2 separate regions of the Homo sapiens genome follow, and region 2 is linked to region 1. Evidence: chromatin loops called from intact Hi-C (ENCODE). Cell type or tissue: CD14-positive monocyte. All regions are shown on one strand. Links, peaks and the distances in the headings refer to the core of each region. The heading gives the core; the rest is flanking DNA.

Region 1 (10,287 bases), core at 1,530-9,529:
AGGTTCAAGAGATTCTCCTGCCTCAGCCTCCTGGGTAGCTGGGATTACAGGCATGCACCACCACCCCTGACTAATTTTTGTATTTTTTCTTAGTAGAGACAGGGTTTCACCATGTTGGCCAGCATGGTCTCGAACTCCTGACCTCGTGATCCATCCACCTCAGCCTCCCAAAGTGCTGGGACTACAGGCATGAGCCACCATGCCCGACCTTAAATTTTTTTGGTAGATATGGGGTCTTGCTTTGTTGCCGATGCTGATCTCAAATTCCTGGCCTCAAGCAGGCCTCCTGCCTCAGCTATCCAGGCGACTAGGATGACAGGCGTGAGCCACCACACCCAGCCTGCATCTATTGTTTCCCAGACATCTGTATGTGGACACCCTGCAAGTACCTCATGTCCAAAACACATGCATTATCCTCTCATGCTCTCCTAAATGCTCCCAGCCTGAAAGCCCTTCTTCCCTTCATATCCTTGATCTTAGCTTACCATGCCACCATTGCCCAAACTCAAAATCTTAGGAACAACTCTGACTTATCCCTCACTCCACGTATCGGCAACTCCCGGTCATTCTCCCTCCTAAATATCAGGTGGTGCTGCCTCCCCCACCCTCCCAGCTGCCACTGATCCTGATGTTCCATCACTTGGACTGTGTATACATACGTATGTTAAAAGAATAGATGCCCGTTTTCTGCCTCATGGGAGCTGGGAGCCCGACGTTTCCAGGAGCACCGCGTGGAGTTAGTGTCGGCCGCTTTTGGCATGGCAGCTTTTTCTGGCCTGGCTGAGATCTCACTGCTTAACCCGCAGGAAGATGTCCAGTTTCAAAAGGAGGTGGCGCAGGTTTGCAAGCACATAACCCAGCAAAAAAAACAAGAACAACCCTACTTAACGAAACCCAGATCTTTTCATATTTCTCCCAGTTTGGCACTGTGACACAGTTCAGACTGTCCAGAAGTAAAATGACTGGAAATGGCAAAGGCTATGCATTTGTGGAGTTTGAGTCTGAGGATGTTGCCAAGATAGTTGCTGAAACAATGAACAACTACCTGTTTGGTGAAAGACTCTTGGAGTGTCATTTTATGCCACCTGGAAAAGTACATAAAGAACTCTTTAAACACTGGAATATTCCATTTAAGCAGCCATCAAATCCATCAGCGAAATGGTATAATCAGAATCGGACACTAACACAAAAGCTACAGATGAGGAGTGATTTAAAAAGAAATAAAGATTACTCAGGAAGAAATTAGCTGGCTGGGCACGGTGGCTCACGCCCGTAATCCCAGCACTTTGGGAGGCCAAGGTGGGTGGATCACCTGAGGTCAGGTATTGGGGAAAAGCTGAGTGTTGGGAAAAAAGCTGAGGCAGGGCTTGCATGTCTGACATAATGTAAAAGAGTCTTGGAACATGTCTGGGGTCCAGGGTCTAAAACCTCTCATGGCCTTTGGAACACCAAGCTCTGTGCTAAAGGGTGGAAGGCTGCCCTGTGGCACCATAATCTAAGCCCAGGGCATAAAACCCCTCGTGGCTTGGATGGAATCCAGGGCTCAGAGCATGGAACCCCTCATGGCCTCTGGAATGTGTCTAGACTTGCCGGCTCCTTGTTTCTAGCATTCCCAGGCTCATAGATCAATTGTATCTTAAACTAGAAGAACATGTTTCCCATTATCTCAAGTAGCAGAAAATGTTCCATATGCTTCAAAGAAAATGCTAAACTGTCACAGCTGTAAATCATGCACTTGATGCAGTGCTTTCTTTCAACCCCCACATCCTCACCACCTGCCTCTTTGTTTGATCACCAATAAACAGTACGGGCTTCCAGAGCTCGGGGCCTTCGCAGCCTCCATACTAGTGTTGGACCCCTGGACCCACCTTATGCACTTTTAACTTGTCTTTTCTCATTCCTTTGACTCTGCCAGACTTTGTAGCCCCCATGGCCTGGTGCTGGGTCTGATCACCCCAGCATTCCTGGCGCCCAACATGGGACAATGAAGATCCCGGTGAAGGAACGCTAGAGGACATGAAAGTGGAGGAAGTATCATCAGAGGACACCCGAGGATGACTGAAAGAAGCTCGGTGGGAAAGCTGAGTGCTCAGAAGAACCAGGGTAACAATCAGACAAAGTGAAAGCGAACATTCTGCTTATCTGAATTTCTTAAGGCATTTATTACAAAAAGGGGCAGTGAAAGTTAGTACTCAAAATTTGTTATCACTCTTTAGTACAGTAAAGCAGTTTTGCCCATGGTTTCCAGAACAAGGGACTATGGAGTTGGATGAATGGGAGAGAACTGGCAGAGATTTTAAAAAGGCGTATAAAGAGGGAGCAAAAATTCCAGTTTCCGTTTGGTCAATGTGGGCACTAATAAAGGCAGCCCTTGAGCCCTTTCAAACAGATGATGAGGGAGATTCAGATGAGGAAGAGGAGGACGAGTGTAAAAAACTAACTTCAGATTCTGAATGCAAGGAGCAAAAAAGAGAAGAGGTTAAAAAAGGGGAAACCGAAAAAAGTATATTTTACTAGCCCATCGGCTCTACCTGCTGAATTAAGTGAATGGCCACCTCCTCCCTTTCCCCTTAATGGGCGAGAAAGTGAATTAGCTATAAAATTTTCTGCTCCTGTAGTTGCAACATTAAAACCTGGAGCAATTGGTGGTGCTATGCAAAATTCTATTCAAAAAGCTAGAGCAAGCCGGGCGCAGTGGCTCACGCCTGTAATCCCAGCACTTTGGGAGGCCGAGGTGGGCGGATCACGAGGTCAGGAGATCAAGACCATCCTGGCTAACACGGTGAAACCCCATCTCTACTAAAGACACACAAAAATTAGCCGGGCGTGGTGGTGTGCGCCTGTAGTCCCAGCTATTCGGGAGGCTGAGGCAGGAGAATCGCTTGAACCCGGGAGGCAGAGGTTGCAATGAGCCGAGATCGCACCACTGGACTGTAGCCTGAGCAACAGAGCGAGACTCTGTTAAAAAAAAAAAAAAAAAAAGCTAGAACTGAGGAAGACCTTGAAGCATGGCAATTTCCAGTTACTATAATCCAGCAAGGAGGACAGAATATAACTAATTGGGCCACTTTTCCTTTTAAGTTATTAAAGGAATTTAAGTAAGCCATTACTCAATATGGACCGAACTTTCCTTTTGTGCAAACTTTGTTAAAAAATGTGGCTCTTGATACTAGGTTAATACCGTATAATTGGGATACTTTACCAAAATCTGTTCTCACTCCGTCTCAGTATTTACAGTTTAAAACTTGGTGGGCTGATGAAGCTCAAACTCAGGCAAGGGAAAACACACAAGCGCAGCCACCTGTGCCTGTTTCCTTTGAACAGTTCATGGGAGTTGGCCCCAACTGGGGTAGATTAGAAAATCAAGCAGTAATGGAGGATGTTGCCATTGTTCAGCTGTGCCCTGCATGCTTACGGGCATGGGAAAGGATAAATGTTACAGCGGAAAAATATCCTTCTTTCAGCTCGTCCGACAGGGACCTAAAGAACCATATATTGATTTTATTGCTTGGCTCCAAGAGGCTGTGTATAAAGCCATAACTGATAAAACAGCTCAGGATGTTGTAATACAGCTTCCTGCATATGAAAATGCTGATGCAGAGTGTCAAACTGCCATCAGACCTATGAGAGGGAAGGCTCATTTGGCTGAATATACTGGGGCTTGCGATGGCATTGGAGATACCTTGCATAGGGCTCCTCTTTTAGCTCAGGCTATGGCTGGATTGAAAGTAGGAAGGAATGTGCCCCGTTTCTCAGGCTCTTGCTTTAATTGTGGGCAATTTGGACACACAAAAAAGGAATGTAGAAAAGGAAAATAAAAAGTCTGGACAAGATATATGGTGGAGGGAAGCACATACAAAGAGCTGAGAAAAAGGAAAGATAATTATATGGGGAAGAGGATTTGCTTGTGTCTCTCCAGGTGACAGTCAGGTGCCTGTGTGGTGCCCACCAAACATCCGAAGATGTATCATCAGTTACAGCATCTAGTGGACCCACCTGTACAGTGCAAATTGAAGGCTTAAGGATTGCTTTTCTGCTATACTGTTGCACAAGAAGGATAAGCCTCGATTTGCTTTTTCTGTGCCTTCTGTTAGAAGGGGCCTGTTTCTCATTATCAGTGGAAAGTTTTACCCCATGGTAATTAACCACAGAGGCAGAAGCTGAGTTACAGCTTGTAGAACAAATGCTTCAGCAATGGCATGCCTCCCGGCTACAGCCACAAAAGTTTTTGCTTCTGTTTCGCTAGATTTACTAACATGGCTTTGAGGGTATGCTTGTGTTTTTGCAGGAGATGAACAAACCGTGCGGATGCCCTCAAGATGTGTACGACCATGGAATGGGAGACTGGAGAGATCCATGGATCCCAACCGTGGACCTGGTTCCCCCAGTACAAGCCATGAGCCAGTTGAGTCTGAATGCGAAGACGGAACGAGGACCGACCGGAGTCATGCTGACATCCACCCCCATAACATGGGGACAGATCAAGAAAAACCACACAGGAAGCTGAAAAACTGCTGGAACACCAAGGTTGTACCTTTTGCTGGGATTCAGAGGTACAATAGATGCTTAACGGACCAATGCTTTCTGACTGAGCTCCTCTCTACCTGAATACAAGAGACCCTAATAGTTAGGCAGGAATATCATCACCCCTATTCAGCATGAAGAAGTTGCAGAAGACGGACCTTCATCCTTCTGCAAGCCTTAGGATTAAGGATCCTCTTGTAAAAGGGAAAGTGGAAATATGTAAGAAGCATTCAAACCAGAACGACTCCATTCTGAATAAGGGCCAATGCATCCTAATGAGGAAGGGATGATAAAATGAATATATCTATAGGATATAAATATCCCCCATATGCCTGGGACCTGTTGTTGGATGCTTACAGATTGACACACAAGCTTGGTTGGCAGTAGTCCCCGGAAAAAATAAATCACAGGCTGCTTTGCATATGATTTGGGGGAGTAGTTTAAAATATAATTATTCCAATCCTAAAACCCTGAAGTTCCATCCTAATAAGCGTGAATGTGAGCGAAGCAAAGTTTGGTTTGAAGGTGTGGATGCTTGAACTTGGGAAGATTGTATAGCAAGTAAGGCTGAGGTGCTACAAAATAATTCCTATGGAATCACCATTGATTAGTCCCCTAAGGGGATCTTTAAGGAAAATTGCACCGGAAGGCCTTCTTGTAGAACAAATGTAGTAAACCAGAGGAATCGCTGGCAAAGGAATCATACACAGTATGTTCGGACGGAAGCTAATGCCCCTATCATATAGAGTCCTGCTGGCATTGTTGCCCCTAGTCCAAAAATGATATCTCCTGCCATAAGACAGGAACATTCTGAATTATGGAAATTAGCTATGGCTGAAAGTTCAATCAAAAGTTGGGAGGGTACATATAAAAGGTATAGAGGGGAGGGAGGTAAAAATAAATATGCTCTCTCTTTTCTTTCCAACAGGACCTTTTGGATTCAAAGCTGTGTTCGGCCATCTTTTATGCTAGCAACAGGAAATGTTACCAACTTTTAATAAAAATCAGACTATCCTGATAATTAAAGCCAGAGAAGGAGTTTGGATCCCTATGTGTCTCTAAATAGACCATGGGAGGCATCATCATCCATTCGTATTGTAACTAAATCCTTAAAAAACTCTTATCCCAAAGATTTATAGTTGCTCTTTTCTTTGCTATAATTGGCCTCATTGCTGTTACTACTACCGCTGCAATAGCCGGTGTGGCTGTACATTCATCTGTGAAAACTGCTGAATTTGTCAATAAGTGGCAAAAGAATTCCACAAAATTATGGAACTCCCAAGCTCAAATAGATAAAAAAAAAATAGTTAACCAAATTAATGATCTCCGTCAGACAGAGATTTGGATGGGAGATCGTATTATGAATTTAGAAAGTAGAATTCAAATGCAATGTGACTGGAATACATCTGACTTTTGTGTTACTCCTCAGTTACAATGAGACAGAACACTGATGGAAGAAGGTTAAACGCCATCTAGAGGGTAGAGAGGAAAATCTCACCCTCTAAATTGTAAAACTAAAAGAGCAGGATTTTGAAGCCTCTCAGACTCACTTAGCCCTGCTCCCTGGAACTGATAATTTGAACAAGACAGCCAATGGGTTGTCTGCAATCAATCCTCTTAAACGGATTAAGGCCATTGAAAACTCTACACTTGGAAATCCTGTTCTAATAATTATGTGCTTGTGCTGTCTCCTTTTAGTCTGCAGATGCGGAAGCCACCTCTGGAGAGAAAGCCACCATCGAGAACAAGCAATGATAGCTGTGGTGGTTTTACAAAAAAGAAAAGGGGGTCATGTTGGAGAAAAGCTAAGTAGTGAGAAAAAAGCTGAGGCAGGGCTTGCTAGTCTGACATAATATAAAGAGTCTTGGAACATGCCGGGGTCCAGGGTCTAAAAGCCCTTGTGGTCTTTGGAACACCAAGCTCTGTGCTAAAGGGTGGAAGGCTGCCCTGCGGCACCGTAATCTAAGCCCAGGGCATAAAACCCCTCATGGCTTGGATGGAATCCAGGGCTCAGAGCATGAAACCCCTCGTGGCCTCTGGAATGTGTCTAGACTTGCCGGCTCCTTGCTTCTAGCATTCCCAGGCTCATAGATCAAGTGTATCTTAAACTAGAAGAACATGTTTCCCATTATCTCAAGTAGCAGAACATGTTCCATATGCGTCAAAGAAAATGCTAAACTGTCACAGCTGTAAATCATGCGCTTGATGCACCACTTTCTTTCAACCCCCACATCCTCACTACCTGCTTCTTTGTTTGATCACCAATAAACAGTGCGGGCTTCCAGAGCTTGCGGCCTTCGCAGCCTCCATACTAGCATTGGTCCCCTGGACCCATCTTATGCACTCTTGTCTTTTCTCATTCCTTTGACTCCGCCGGACTTCATAGCCCCCACAGTCTAGTGTTGGGTCTGATCACCCCAACAGTCAGGAGTTCGAGACCAGCCTGGCCAACATGGTGAAACCCCATCTCTACTAAAAATACATAAATTAGCCAGCCATGGTGGCAGGCACCTGTAATCCCAGCTACTTGGAAGACTGAGGCAGGATAACTGTTTGAACCTGGGAGGTAGAGGTTGCAGTAAGCCGAGATTGGGCCACTGCACTCCAGCCTAGGCGATAGATCAAGACTCAATCTCAAAAAAAAAAAAAAAAAAAAAGGAATTGATTATGATTTTCCTTCTTCCTTCTTTGATTTTCCAGAAAACAGAAAGTATTTCAAAAACTAATTGTCAGACGTCTACAAAAGGCCATCTTTTACATAAGAAGAAGAAAAAGGTTTTAGGCACTCTTGACACTCCTGAGAAGACTGTGGATATCCAGGGCCTCACACCAGTTTGTACACCAACATTTTTGGAGAGACGAAAATCTGAAATGGCTGAAATGAATGACGATGATGAAGCTAATGAAATAGTTTTCAAACAGCCCATATCCTATGTAAAATAAGAAACACAAGAGACTCAAACACCTACACATTCACGGAAAAAAAGAAGCAAAAGCAATCAGTGATTTTCAGTGTATTACATATAATATTTCTTCTGGAAAATATAATATTTTTATGAGAGTGGACTTTGTGTTTTACTAGGTACAATGAAATGCAACCCTTGACAAGACTTTCAGAGGTAAAATGCACTGTTTGGTCAAGTTAAGGAAAGCAATCTGTAATTTTGGATTGCCTGCCTTTGGCTGAAATACAAGGGTGCATACCAGCTTGCAGTGGCTTGACTGACATTGCCTCTTTGTCCTGGCCTCTAGTTTTCTTTTGATATTTCACAGCTCTCCTTAGTTACTCTACCTAGATGGAAAGTTGACCACTAACTGCAGGTTTAAGTACTAAACTGCAGCCTTTTTCTATCACCAGCAGTTAAAGACCACCAATCTGGTTTGTCCATCTACATGGTTTGTCAGGGACATTTAACTCATGAGAGTGCTTTAGATTTCAACATCAGATGGTTGAAGCTGGAAGGCAAATTATATGTAGTGTGAGAAGGCAGTTCCAGTTTTTTGTTTTGTTTTGTTTTGAGATGGAGTCTTGCTCTGTCCCCCTGGCTGGAGTGCAATGGCGCGATCTCAGCTCACTGCAACCTCCGCCTCTTGGGTTCAAGTGATTATCCTGCCTCAGCCTCCCCAGTAGCTGATTTTTAGTAGAGACGGGGTTTCACCATGTTGGTGAGGCTGGTCTCGAACTCCTGACCTCGTGATCCACCCACCTTGGCCTTCCAAAGTGCTGGGATTACAGGCGTGAGCCACCGCGCCTGGCCCAGCAGTTCCAGTTTTAGCACAGATTTGCTTATGTATTAGTTCAAATCTTAATAGAGATTCAAAAACGACTTCTTTTTTTTTTTTTACCAATTTGTTAAATTAGTTTTCGTTGGGCTAGCATGGATTCATAACCACCATTTTATACTAGTATCACCAGTGAGGAATTGTATTTCAAGGATCAAACAATAACCAGCAAATAAACTTTTTTCTACAAAAAAAAAAAAAAAAAAAGCATAGATGCCCACGTGCCATGGGGCTTAATGAGAACAAGCTCCATGCCGAGCCCTTTACGTACACTGCCATGTTCGAATGTCATAGCAACTCTGAGACAAGTGTTCTTGGCCAGCTCCCGAGTGAAACTGAAGCTCAGAGAGGCTAAGCAAATTACCCAAGGTGACTCAGCTTTTCAGGGGCAGAGCAGTATGTGACATCAGTCAAGCATGTCAGTTGGACTCCACGCCCATGATCTCAACACCTTCCTGTACTTCCTCTCATTGTGGCAATGAACAGCTAGGGCTTAGGCCGGGCGCTGTGGTTCACGCCTGTAATCCCAGCAATTTGGGAGGCCAAGGCGGGTGGATCACTTGAGGTCAGGAGTTTGAGACCAGCCTGGCCAACGTGGTGAAACCCCGTCTCTACTGAAAATACAATAATTAGCCAGTCCTGGTGGCAGGCACCTGTAATCCCAGCTACTCGGGAGGCTGAGGCAGGAGGCTCGCTTGAACTCGGGAGGCGGAGGTTGCAGTGAGCCGAGATCGCATCACTGCACTCCAGCCTGGGCGACAGAGCGAGACTCAGTTTCAAAAAAAAAAAAACACACAACAACAAAGGTGACACCCGAACCTTGACGCCTCGACAATAACAACAACAAAGGTGATCCCCGAACCTTGACACCTCGACAGGGCTGAGAGGGGAGAAGCTGGGTGAGGGCCTCTAAATCTGGGGAGATTTCAAGGAAGGGAGGCAAAGATGACCTCCTGGACCTAAAAGAGGAGAAAGGACATGAGGGTAGGAGAGGCACTGAGAGGCCCCCCTTGCCCTTGGAAGGGTCCCAAGTAGATGGGGTGGAATGAATGGGAAAGAGCAGGGACCCCAGAATCTCCAGGGACGGAAGGGGGTTCGGGGAGGAGGGGGATTTTAGGAAATCTGTAAGCCCCTACGAAATGGGGAGACCCCGAAGGTCGAATCTTGGAACTTTGAAGGTCTAAAGCCGGTAGGGATAGGGAGTGGAGAGTGAAAGGAAGGGTCTGGTTCTAAGCGGTGGATGGGGCAATGGGGCTCCCCAGTGGGCCAAGGAGATGCCGAGAGGGATTCTCCCCTCAACAACCCAGTCCCCTCTCTCCCTCCAAGCTCCGCTCAGCATCTCCAGGCCTGGGCCGGGTCTCCCGGATGCTACCGGAACCTACCCGCACATGCGCAGACAAAAGCCTCAGCAAAAATGCCTGAAGGCGCAGAAAGGCGCTCGCCAACCAGAGGGAGAAGGCGAGGCGCGCGGGGTCCGCAGGGTGGGGATTCAAAAGCGGCGCGAGTTCTCTGGCCAATCAGAGCCGAGAATAGTGGCTCGCGACGCTTAACAAGTGGGCGGGACTCTAACCAATCGCCGCTGCGTTCCCCTACAAATCGGAAGTCTCGCTTCCCCTTAAGCAGAAGTTGGTTGGCCAGTTTTCAGAACTAGCCTGTCAATTTTGGAAGCTGAGTAAAGGGCATTTCCTTAGCGACACAAGGTCCCGCCTCCAGTCTCCTAGCGCCGCAGGGGCACGGGGGACGGGACAGAAAAAGCCTTAAAGGGCGAGGTACGTGGTAAGCGGTCAGACCCTGGTTTCCAAATGGCGTCAGATCCTGATCTTAGTAATAGGAGAAGCAATAAAAGAACAAGCTAGAACAATCCCATGACGCTAGACTTGAGCAGTGAGCGCCATCTGCCTCTGGGATTTAAAGTAACCGAATGGATAGACCCAGACTTGAAATCTGAAGATCTGGGTTCTCATCAGTCTCCAGGAAAGA
Region 2 (10,287 bases), core at 914-8,913, 100 kb before region 1:
AAAACCAATAAGAACAACAACACAATCATGAAAAATAATACAATTAAAATACATTATAACAACTAGCTGCATAGCATTGACATTGTATTAGGTATTATCAATAATCTGGAGAGGACTTAAAGTATTGTGTTAGTCCGTTTTGCATTGCCGTAAAGGAATACCTGAGACTGAGTAATTTAGAATGAATAGAGGTTTATTTGGTTCACATTTCTGCAGGATGTACAAGTAAGGAATCAGCATCTGCTCAGCTTTTAGTGAAGCCTCTGAAAACTTCTAATCATAGCAGAAGGTGAAAGGGGAGCAGGCATGCCACATGGTGAGAGAAGGAGCAAGAAGAGACACCAGGCTCTTTTCAACAACCAGCTCTTCTGTGAACTAATGGAGTGAGAATTCATTGTCATGGGAGGGCACCATGACCCAAACACCTCCTACCAGGCTCCACCTCCAACATAAGGGATTACATGTCAACATGAGATTTGGAGGGGACAAATATCAAGACTGTATCAGTCTGCCTTGGCTCCTCAAATCTCATCTCTTTCTCACATTGCAAAATACAATAATTTCTTCCCAGCAGTCCTCCAACATCTGAACTCTTTCCAGCATCAACTGAAAGTGCAAAGTCTCATCTGAGACTCAAGGCAAGTTCTTCCCACCTATGACCCTGTGAAATAGGAAACAAGTTATTTAATTCCAAGATACATTGGTGGTTCAGGCATTGGGGAAATATTCCCATTCCAAAAAGGAGAAATTGCCCCAAAGAAAGTGGCAACAGGCTCCATGTAAATCCAAATTCCTGCAGGCAGACATTAAACCTTAGAGCTTAATAATAATCTTTGACTTTGTGTCCCACATCCTGGGCACATTGGTGCAAGGGGTGAGCTCCCAAGGCCGTGGGCAGTTCTGCCTGTGGCTTTGACAGGTGTAGGCCACGTGGCTGCTCTCATAGGTTGGAGATGAGTGCCTGTAGCTTTTCCATGTTGAGGTTGCAAGCTGCTGATGACTCTACACTTCCCTATCACTCCCCTAAGACTCTTCCACACACACACCCCTCAGCCCCACAGCAAAGGCAGGGGGAGATTCACAACACAGGCTTTGAGGCCTGTTTTCTTCCATCTCCTGAAAACACCACCTACCTCATCTTTCCTTTTCCCCAATAGTTTTGAGCTACGTTCTTTTGGATACATGTTATGGTCACATGGGTGAAAATTCAAAATGCATAGCAGAGTCTGTCCCCAGAATCGCCCAGCGTCCATCTAGGCTGCCCTGGGCCTTGGTTTGCTCACCTGGAGGATCTCAGAGGTGCTCCAATATCAATAGTGAGACTGCCCACACCCTCCTCTAGGGCTGTGTGTGATTCCACTGCATGGATGGACTCTGATTGTGTAGCATCTCCCAGTGGAAAATCATGGCACTAATTTTATCGTACTGCAGAAACACTGTAATGAATAATCATAAATCTACTTCCACAAGCAATATCTGAGTGTATAGCATAGTTCCTAAAAGCAAAATATAGCAGTGTTATACGTTCTTTCTAATTTTAATAAAATGAAGTTGTTCTCAACTAAAAGTGGGCAAGTTTACATTCCCAACAGTGAGCTGAGAAGGTGTGTATGGCCCTGCACTTCAGCCTGTATCAGTGTCTGTTCCATCCACCAGTCTCTTTCTGTATCATTCCTCCTTGTCTTGATCACTGTCTTTCTGACCCTCTGTCTCTTTCTCTACAGCATCCACCACCTTGGGGAATGGCTCAGCCCTTCCAGTCCTGGAAAGCCAGTCCCTGTATGTGGTCTGTGCTGTTGACAGCAATCCCCCTGCCAGGCTGAGCTGGACCTGGGGGAGCCCAACCCTGAGCCTCTCACAGCCCTTGAATCCTGGGCTGCTGGAACTGCCTCAAGTGTATCTGAGGGACGAAGGGGAATTCACCTGCAGAGCTCAGAACCCTCCAGGAGTGATGCTGCAGGCGGTCAAGGGGGGCTGGAGCCCCAGCCTGGTCTTCCTGTCCTTTTGTGTCATCTTCATCGTGTGAGCATTGACCCTGGAGAGGAAGGGAGAGCCCTGGGGGAGGGTGGCCTGGGAGCAGAATCCCTGAAGCCGGAGCTGGAAGGACCTGGCTGAGTCAGGAGTATGAAGCAAGGGAGAGAATGAGCATGGGTGCATGGTGAGAATTTCATGAGTGCCCTTGTTTGTGGGGCCACATGTCTGTGACAAACCTCGGGCCCCATTGTCCAGGAAAAAAGAGCCTCTGTTTTCAATGTTGGGGTCTCTGGGACTACAGCCTGCTTGAATTCCTCCCCTGAAAATGGGCTTTTCTTTTCTACCACTTGGCCAGGCTGCAAATTATCCAAACTTTTACACTCTGCTTCCCTTTTAAATACAATTTCCAGCTTTCAGTGATTTCTTTCTTTGCTCACACATGAGCATATGCTGTTAGAAGCAACCAGGCCATGTCTTCAATGCTTTGCTTCTTAGACATTTCTTCCACGAGATACTGAAAATCTTCACTCTTGTGCTCAAAGCTCCACAGATTCCTAGGGCAGGGGCACAATGCAGTGAAGTTCTTTGCTAAGGCATAACAAAATGGACCATCGCTCTGGTTTCCAATAAGTTCCTCATTTCCGTCTGAGACCTCTTCAGCTTGGCCTTCACTGTCCATATCACGACCAATATTTCAGTCATAACTATTCAACCAGTCTCTAGGAAGTTTCAAACTTTCCTTCATCTTTCTGTCTTTTTGTGAGCTCTCCACACTCTTCCAACTTTTGCCTGTTAACCAGTTCCAAAGTTGTTTTCAAATTTTCAGGTGTCTTTGTAGCAATGCCCCACTCCTCTGTACCAATTTTCTGTATTAGTTCATTCTTCCATTGATATAAAGAAATACCTGTGACTGGGTAACTTATAAAGACAAGAGGAATAATCGGCTCGTGGTTCTGCAGGCTGTACAGGAAGCAGGATGTTGACATCTGCTTGGCTTCTGGGGAGTTCCTCAGGAAACTTACAATCATGGCAAAAAACAAAGGGGAAGCCAGCATGTCACATGGCCAGAGTAGCAGGATAGAGCAAATGGGGAGATGCTGCACACAGACAACAAGCAGATCTTGTTAGAACTCACCCACTCTCACAAGAACAGCTCCAAGAAGATGGTGCTAAGCCATTCATGAGAAATCCACCCCCGTGATCCAACCACCTCCCACTACAACCCACCTTCAATATTGAGGCCTATAATTCGGCATGAGATTTGGTGGGGACACAGATCCAAACCATATCAGGCTCTAATCCTATTAGGCTAATCCAAACCACCTATCTAAACACCATGCCTTCTAATACTATCACATGGGGGTTCAAAGGTCAACAAATGAATTTTGAGGAGAGACATGTAGCTGTAGCACTTGTCACTCTGGTCCTTAATATCTTCCTCTCCAAATTATGGAAGTGGGTCTAGAGGGCCCATCAGCTCCTCTGAGTCATATGTGGTTCAAACGTTCTTCCTTTGCAGATTCTCTGTGGCTTCCTCATGTCTCTCCTTCCCATTTTTCTGCTTTTCTTTGCCAACTGGGGACTGTGGGAAAGAGATGGGCCGTGGTCGAGCCCTTCTTCCCATTGAGATGCTGCAACTGTCCTTACGGGAAGAAAGTGACACGGCAAGGATGGGGGCCCAGGAGCAGATTGGTCTGCAGGATGAGATACAAGCTGCAAATGCAGGAATTAGTGGTGTCAGGGAGAGGAGCAGCTATGCATGCCCCAATCCTGCACATTTCCTTTTCAATTATCACAGCCAACTGACTCTACTCCAGGTTATGGGCAATTGGGGACAACATGGGGATGGGAAGATCCATGGAGCTGAGTAAAATAAAACAGATTGTGGTTTTTATGTAAAAATAGTCTTTAGAAAAACCTATGCAAAGCCATAGTATTGAAGGCAGTGCACTCAGATGATAAAACTACATAGAAAAGCAAGGAGACCATTATCATTAAAGTGAGGCTGGGGCATCTTCAGGAGGAACTGCATGTGGCCTATAGGAAGGGGAAACACAGGGCTGAATAAATGAATGCAATTTCTTTCTTCATCTCATGGGAGAAATTTGGCAATTATCTTGTGATGTTCTATTTCTTGAACAGTGATAATTTGGTGAAAATCACTGAGTCATTTTTTTAGGTGGCACTTTTATTTACTTGTATTACATTTCCCCAAAAATCATTGTTTCAAGAAAAGCTGACATGGGTCTAAGGAGGGCGAATCTTGCAGGATTTTCCCCACCTTCCTCCCAGTACATAGCATACAGTTTCAAAAACTCTTCTGCTGAATTCAGGTGCATTTCTTCTCCCATGAAATCCTGTCCATCATTGAGCGTGGACACGCCAGGGCTGGTGTCCTCGCTCCACGTCTCCTGTTCACCTGAAACCCTGGGAGCAGAGCCTGCAGGAACAAAGGGCCAGCAGACCCCTCATGCTCTGGAGTAAGGAGGACTTGTGAGAGAGCAGTGGTGAAGGATCCCATCCTGAACCCAGAGAGCCATGGCCGAGAGAGAAACGCCTGCCCCTTTAGAAATCTGTCCCTTCCCATCCAACATTCCTCCCTTCCAGACCTCACTGTACAACAGTCACAGCCTTAGCTTCTCAGGCCTCCTGTGAACTGGGCTCTTCTCTGTGTCTTTGGTGTGTATCAACACACGGAATCCTCACCTCCACGACCCCGTGTCTCTCTGCTCAGTCCTCCCGAGACTGATTCCCCAACATAGGAGAGAGCGACCACACCCTGCCTGGTACCCCCACTGAAGCTCCTGCCATGGAGAGCTCAGATATCAGGAGCCTCAGTGTCTCCCCACTACACAGTGACTCTTTGGGGACAGTGTCTAGCTCTGCTGTGTTGAACTCCACCTCACGGCCGCTGAGGGAGGAAGGAGAGGTTGCCTGCTCATCCCACCTGCACCCCCATCTCTTATATCCTAGTGTCACCTCTGACCTACAGAGAGACATCCACAGCCTGTACTTCATAGGTCTGGCCACATGGGACTCATTTTCACCTTATGGAAAATATCACCCAAGGGGAAGGGCACTGAGAGGGAGGCAGTGGGCGGGGTGGGCCCTGCATGGGGTTGGAATCTGGGTGAGTCTTTCATCCTCTCTGGCCTCAGGGTCCCCAGGAGTGGACGGGGTAGTGGACGGTGGATCTTCCAGGGGTGACCCGGCCCTGACAGTGTCTGTGTGTGAAGTTCCTCCTGTGAGGTCACCGTTCAGAACCCACCCCCAACTTCCTGTGCGGCTTCCTCGAAATCTTGAGTTCTCAGTTCCTGAGAGAAGAACCCTGAGGAACAGACTTACCTCAGCAACCCTGGCACCTCCAACCCGACACATGCTACTGCTGCTGCTACTGCTGCCACCCCTGCTCTGTGGGAGAGTGGGGGCTAAGGAACAGAAGGATTACCTGCTGACAATGCAGAAGTCCGTGACGGTGCAGGAGGGCCTGTGTGTCTCTGTGCTTTGCTCCTTCTCCTACCCCCAAAATGGCTGGACTGCCTCCGATCCAGTTCATGGCTACTGGTTCCGGGCAGGGGACCATGTAAGCCGGAACATTCCAGTGGCCACAAACAACCCAGCTCGAGCAGTGCAGGAGGAGACTCGGGACCGATTCCACCTCCTTGGGGACCCACAGAACAAGGATTGTACCCTGAGCATCAGAGACACCAGAGAGAGTGATGCAGGGACATACGTCTTTTGTGTAGAGAGAGGAAATATGAAATGGAATTATAAATATGACCAGCTCTCTGTGAATGTGACAGGTAAGGCACGGGCTCCAAGAGAGGCCAAAGGCAAATGTGATGAGGGCTTTAGGGCACGGCTGAGACGGGACACATGTCCTGGGAGGGGGCCGGGGGTGATGGACTCAGGGGAGGAGCTGGACCAGAGCCTGAGCTTCCCCAGGACCGCACCTTGGATGCCCCTCCTGATCCTGCAAGCCCCTCCCCTCACCAGCCCTGACCCACAGGCCTGACATCCTCATCCTGCCTCTGACGCTGGCACTGTGGCATGTGGGGCCTTATGACTCCTTGTTTTGGGGCCTGTCCTAGGCATGGCCGGGGTTTAGCACCATCCCAGGCCTCTCCCCACCAGATGCCAGAAGCACCCACCCCACCCATGCAGCGAGACAATTATCTCCACACATTGTCAAACGTCCTGGGGGGTTAAGTCCTCCCCAGTTGAGAGCCTTAGGTCTACACAACCCCGTGACTCTCTCAGGCCAGGCCAGGGAGGAAGCACTTCCTGGCGCAAACCAAGGGCAGCAGAGGCACCTGAGCCTGGACAGGGAGACTCAGCACACGGCCCCTCCATCTCTCATGCCCCGAGGTCCTCGGAGATCCACATTTAGATGCTCAAAAGACAGGAGGGACCTCCACGATGGTCCAGAGGCCGGGAGGGCAGGACCTACGTGTCTGGTGCAGGCCCTGGTGCTTCAGGGAAGCCCGGAGGTAGGAGGCGGGACACGGTCTCTTCTCCTCCCTGGGTGGGTCTCTAGGGTCTCTGAGCTTTAGGGTTTCCTTCACTCTGTGCAGAGGGAATGAGTTCCTATAGCATGTGGGTTTGCAGTTTCTCTTCCATGCAGGGCTGAGGTCTCCAGCTCCTCTCCAGCCCCCTGTGGGTCCCACAGCCCTGCCCCTCCTCTCCCTCCCCCTTCTCTGCTCACACAGGGAGCCCAGGAAGCCTCTGCCTCAGAGATGCTGCTGCCCCTGCTATGGGCAAATGAAGAGAGGGACAGTGGGGGCTGGGCTGACCCTCGTTTCTCCACAGCGTCCCAGGACCTACTGTCAAGATACAGGCTGGAGGTGCCAGAGTCGGTGACTGTGCAGGAGGGTCTGTGTGTCTCTGTGCCCTGCAGTGTCCTTTACCCCCATTACAACTGGACTGCCTCTAGCCCTGTTTATGGATCCTGGTTCAAGGAAGGGGCCGATATACCATGGGATATTCCAGTGGCCACAAACACCCCAAGTGGAAAAGTGCAAGAGGATACCCACGGTCGATTCCTCCTCCTTGGGGACCCACAGACCAACAACTGCTCCCTGAGCATCAGAGATGCCAGGAAGGGGGATTCAGGGAAGTACTACTTCCAGGTGGAGAGAGGAAGCAGGAAATGGAACTACATATATGACAAGCTCTCTGTGCATGTGACAGGTAAATCTCTGGCTCTAGGACCAGCCAGAGGGGAAGGCCCGAGGGCCGCAGGGTAGGGCTGAGGTGGGACCCCCATCCTGGGAGGGAGTTGGAGGTGAAGCATATCTGGCTCAGGGGAGGAGTAAGACCAGAGCCTGAGCCTCCTCAGCACCACACTTCAGACCCCAACACCCTCATTTTGCCTGTCTCCCTTTCATCACCAGCCCTGACTCACATGCCCACCTTCTCCATCCCGGGGACCCTGGAGTCTGGCCACCCCAGGAACCTGACCTGCTCTGTGCCCTGGGCCTGTGAACAGGGGACGCCCCCCACGATCACCTGGATGGGGGCCTCCGTGTCCTCCCTGGACCCCACTATCACTCGCTCCTCGATGCTCAGCCTCATCCCACAGCCCCAGGACCATGGCACCAGCCTCACCTGTCAGGTGACCTTGCCTGGGGCCGGCGTGACCATGACCAGGGCTGTCCGACTCAACATATCCTGTGAGTTCTGGGCCAGGACGTCTGGGTCTTTGATCGGGATTCCTTGAGGCCAGTTGGATGTGGGACCCAGACTCAAGGATCTGGGTCCTGGAATCTTGGCTGGGAGTTGGGGGTCAGGAGGATGCTGGCTCCACCTTCCCCATTTATGGGGCTCCTGGGGAGACAGGGTCAGTGTCCCCAGTCCTCAAAGTGATGGGAACTCCGTGTCTTTCTGTTCCAGATCCTCCTCAGAACTTGACCATGACTGTCTTCCAAGGAGATGGCACAGGTAAGATGGAGTCCTCTCCCTGGGGCTGGAGGAGCAGAGCCTTCAACTCAGGGGAGAGCCAGGACTCACCCTGGTGACCTGAGACCCTTTTGTGGGTGAGCCCCGGCCCCCCCCTCCCTCAGCCTCAGCCTTTTGGCCACCTGAGCACCTTCTCATCACCCCTTCACTCCCCTTGAACTCCTCCACACACACACCTATTTTGGCCCCACAGCAAGGGTAGAGGGACATTCACACAGCAGCTCAAGGATTTGAGGACTCTTATCTTCCAGCTCCTGAATATTGCCTCATCCTTTTATTTTCACCAATAGTTCTGAGGTATATTCTTTTGGATACATACTATAGTCACATGGGCAAAAATTTATAATGCACAGCAGAGTCTGTCCCCAGAATCGACCAGGGTCTGTCCAGGCTGTCCTGAGCCTTGGTTTGTGCACCTGGAAGATCTCAGAGGTGGTTTGATGTCAGTAGTGAGACTGTTTGCACCCTCCTCTAGGGCTGTGTGTCATTCCACTGTCTGAATAGTCTCTGATTTTGTGGCATCTTCTAATGGAAGATCATGGCACTAATTTTATCCTACAGCACAAACACTGCAATGAATATTGTTGTATCTACTCCCACAAGGAATATCTAAGTGTATGGAATAAAGTCCTAAAAGCAAAATATAGCAGTGTCATATGTCTTTCTGATTTTGAAAGATAGAGTGAAATTGTTCTAATTAAAGATGGACAAGTTTACATCCCCAACAGTGAGCAGTGAACGTGCATATGTCCCTACAATTCAGCATGTATCAGTGTCTGTTCCATTCACCACTCTCTTTCTGTATCCTTCCTCCCTGCCTCGATCACTTTGTCTCTCTCTGCCCTTCTGTCTCTTTCTCTACAGCATCCACAACCTTGAGGAATGGCTCGGCCCTTTCAGTCCTGGAGGGCCAGTCCCTGCACCTTGTCTGTGCTGTCGACAGCAATCCCCCTGCCAGGCTGAGCTGGACCTGGGGGAGCCTGACCCTGAGCCCCTCACAGTCCTCGAACCTTGGGGTGCTGGAGCTGCCTCGAGTGCATGTGAAGGATGAAGGGGAATTCACCTGCCGAGCTCAGAACCCTCTAGGCTCCCAGCACATTTCCCTGAGCCTCTCCCTGCAAAACGAGTACACAGGTGGGTAGGGGAGGGTCTGGAGGAGGAGAACACACATGTCCCACCCTCAGGGTCCAGCTGGGAGACCTGGAATTTCCCTGCAACCCACAGCATCACAGTCCTCTTGCTGCCAAGCAGTGAGTGCGGGGTGGGGAGAGGGGAGGAGTTAATCTTGGAGGGGAGGAGCTGGGGCCTGGACAAGTGTGTTTGGGGATACAAGGGCCTTGCTTTCCAGTGCCTGGACTAGTGTGAGGCAAGTGAGGCACTCACTTTGGGCACACAATTTAAGAACCAAAAATAAAACAACTCAGCAAGCAAGAGAAATAATCTTGCCATGTGATTATCTTTTCGAAAATTAAAAATTATTGTAAAATAATTCCATGGTGAAAACTAATCAAAATTTTAAATAAAGGCAGACTGCACCCAGCACTCTCATGCCTCAGTGACCTCAGGAGAAGTTCCCTTCCGTCCTTGTTCTTTCTGTCCGGGAAGCGGGACTGGGGTACCCAAGTCTGGGGCCCTACAGGCAGTGGGAGGAGAAGAGGCCCAGTTCTTGGAGGGTAAACCCCAAAACAACTCCAATCCATCCTCAGGCAAAATGAGGCCTATATCAGGAGTGACGCTAGGGGCATTCGGGGGAGCTGGAGCCACAGCCCTGGTCTTCCTGTACTTCTGCATCATCTTCGTTGTGTGAGCATTGACCCTGGGGAGGAAGAGCCTTGGGGGAGGGCAGGCTGGGAACAAAATCCCTGAAGCCAGACCTGGAAGGACCTGGATGGGTCAAGAGCTTGAAGCAAGGGCCAGAATGAGGTCATGGGTGCATGGTAAGAATTTCATGAGCGCCCCTGTTTGTGGAGCTCCATGTCTGTGGCAAACCTCAGACCCTACTGCCCAGGAAAAAAGAGCCTCTGTTTTCGACATTGGGGTCTCTGGAATGGGACCACTCCCCTCCCGCCTCAGTTACCCCTCCAGCTCCCCAATAGGAAATACAGGGCAGGGGTTGGTCTGCCCACTGCACCCCGATCTGACCACACTGAAAGGCTCTCTGGTCTCTTCACTCAGAGTGAGGTCCTGCAGGAAGAAATCGGCAAGGCCAGCAGTGGGCGTGGGGGATACAGGCATGGAGGACGCAAACGCTGTCAGGGGCTCAGCCTCTCAGGTGAGTGAGCATTGAATCACAGCCCTTCTCCCCTGCTTTCTCCCAGGCCAGGCATGGAAGGGGATTACTTCCTCACTGTCCTT

What was found. Peaks named below come from ENCODE experiments on the same cell type or tissue, not always from the same donor. Only the 100,000 strongest peaks of a DNase experiment are listed, where the experiment ranks them.
Region 2: a loop joins it to region 1, with 2.1 times the contacts of the local background. A loop is called at or near these places in 2 of 110 quality-filtered maps.

What each region holds. Positions count from the first base shown.
Region 1 is chr19:51,393,998-51,404,284 of GRCh38, reverse strand. It overlaps the pseudogene NIFKP6. Among named protein-coding and RNA genes, the nearest start is that of C19orf84, 8.6 kb to the right of the region's middle. RefSeq lists enhancers at 8,562-8,771, 9,827-10,287 and silencers at 9,712-9,851, 9,862-9,921. In CD14-positive monocyte, for the core only: a CTCF peak has its summit at 5,997; DNase peaks (open chromatin) are centred at 5,984 and 8,714; H3K4me3 peaks cover 662 bases; H3K27ac peaks cover 1,848 bases.
Region 2 is chr19:51,496,797-51,507,083 of GRCh38, reverse strand. SIGLEC12 (sialic acid binding Ig like lectin 12) reads left to right here and starts at 5,284. Exons shown (of 8, transcript NM_053003.4): 1 at 5,284-5,777; 2 at 6,784-7,164; 3 at 7,368-7,646; 4 at 7,867-7,914; 5 at 8,797-9,066; 6 at 9,639-9,735; 7 at 10,108-10,204. The coding sequence starts at 5,351. RefSeq lists an enhancer at 7,022-7,521. In CD14-positive monocyte, for the core only: no CTCF peak of the experiment used is centred there; DNase peaks (open chromatin) are centred at 2,993, 3,453, 4,033 and 5,233; H3K4me3 peaks cover 3,035 bases; H3K27ac peaks cover 2,329 bases.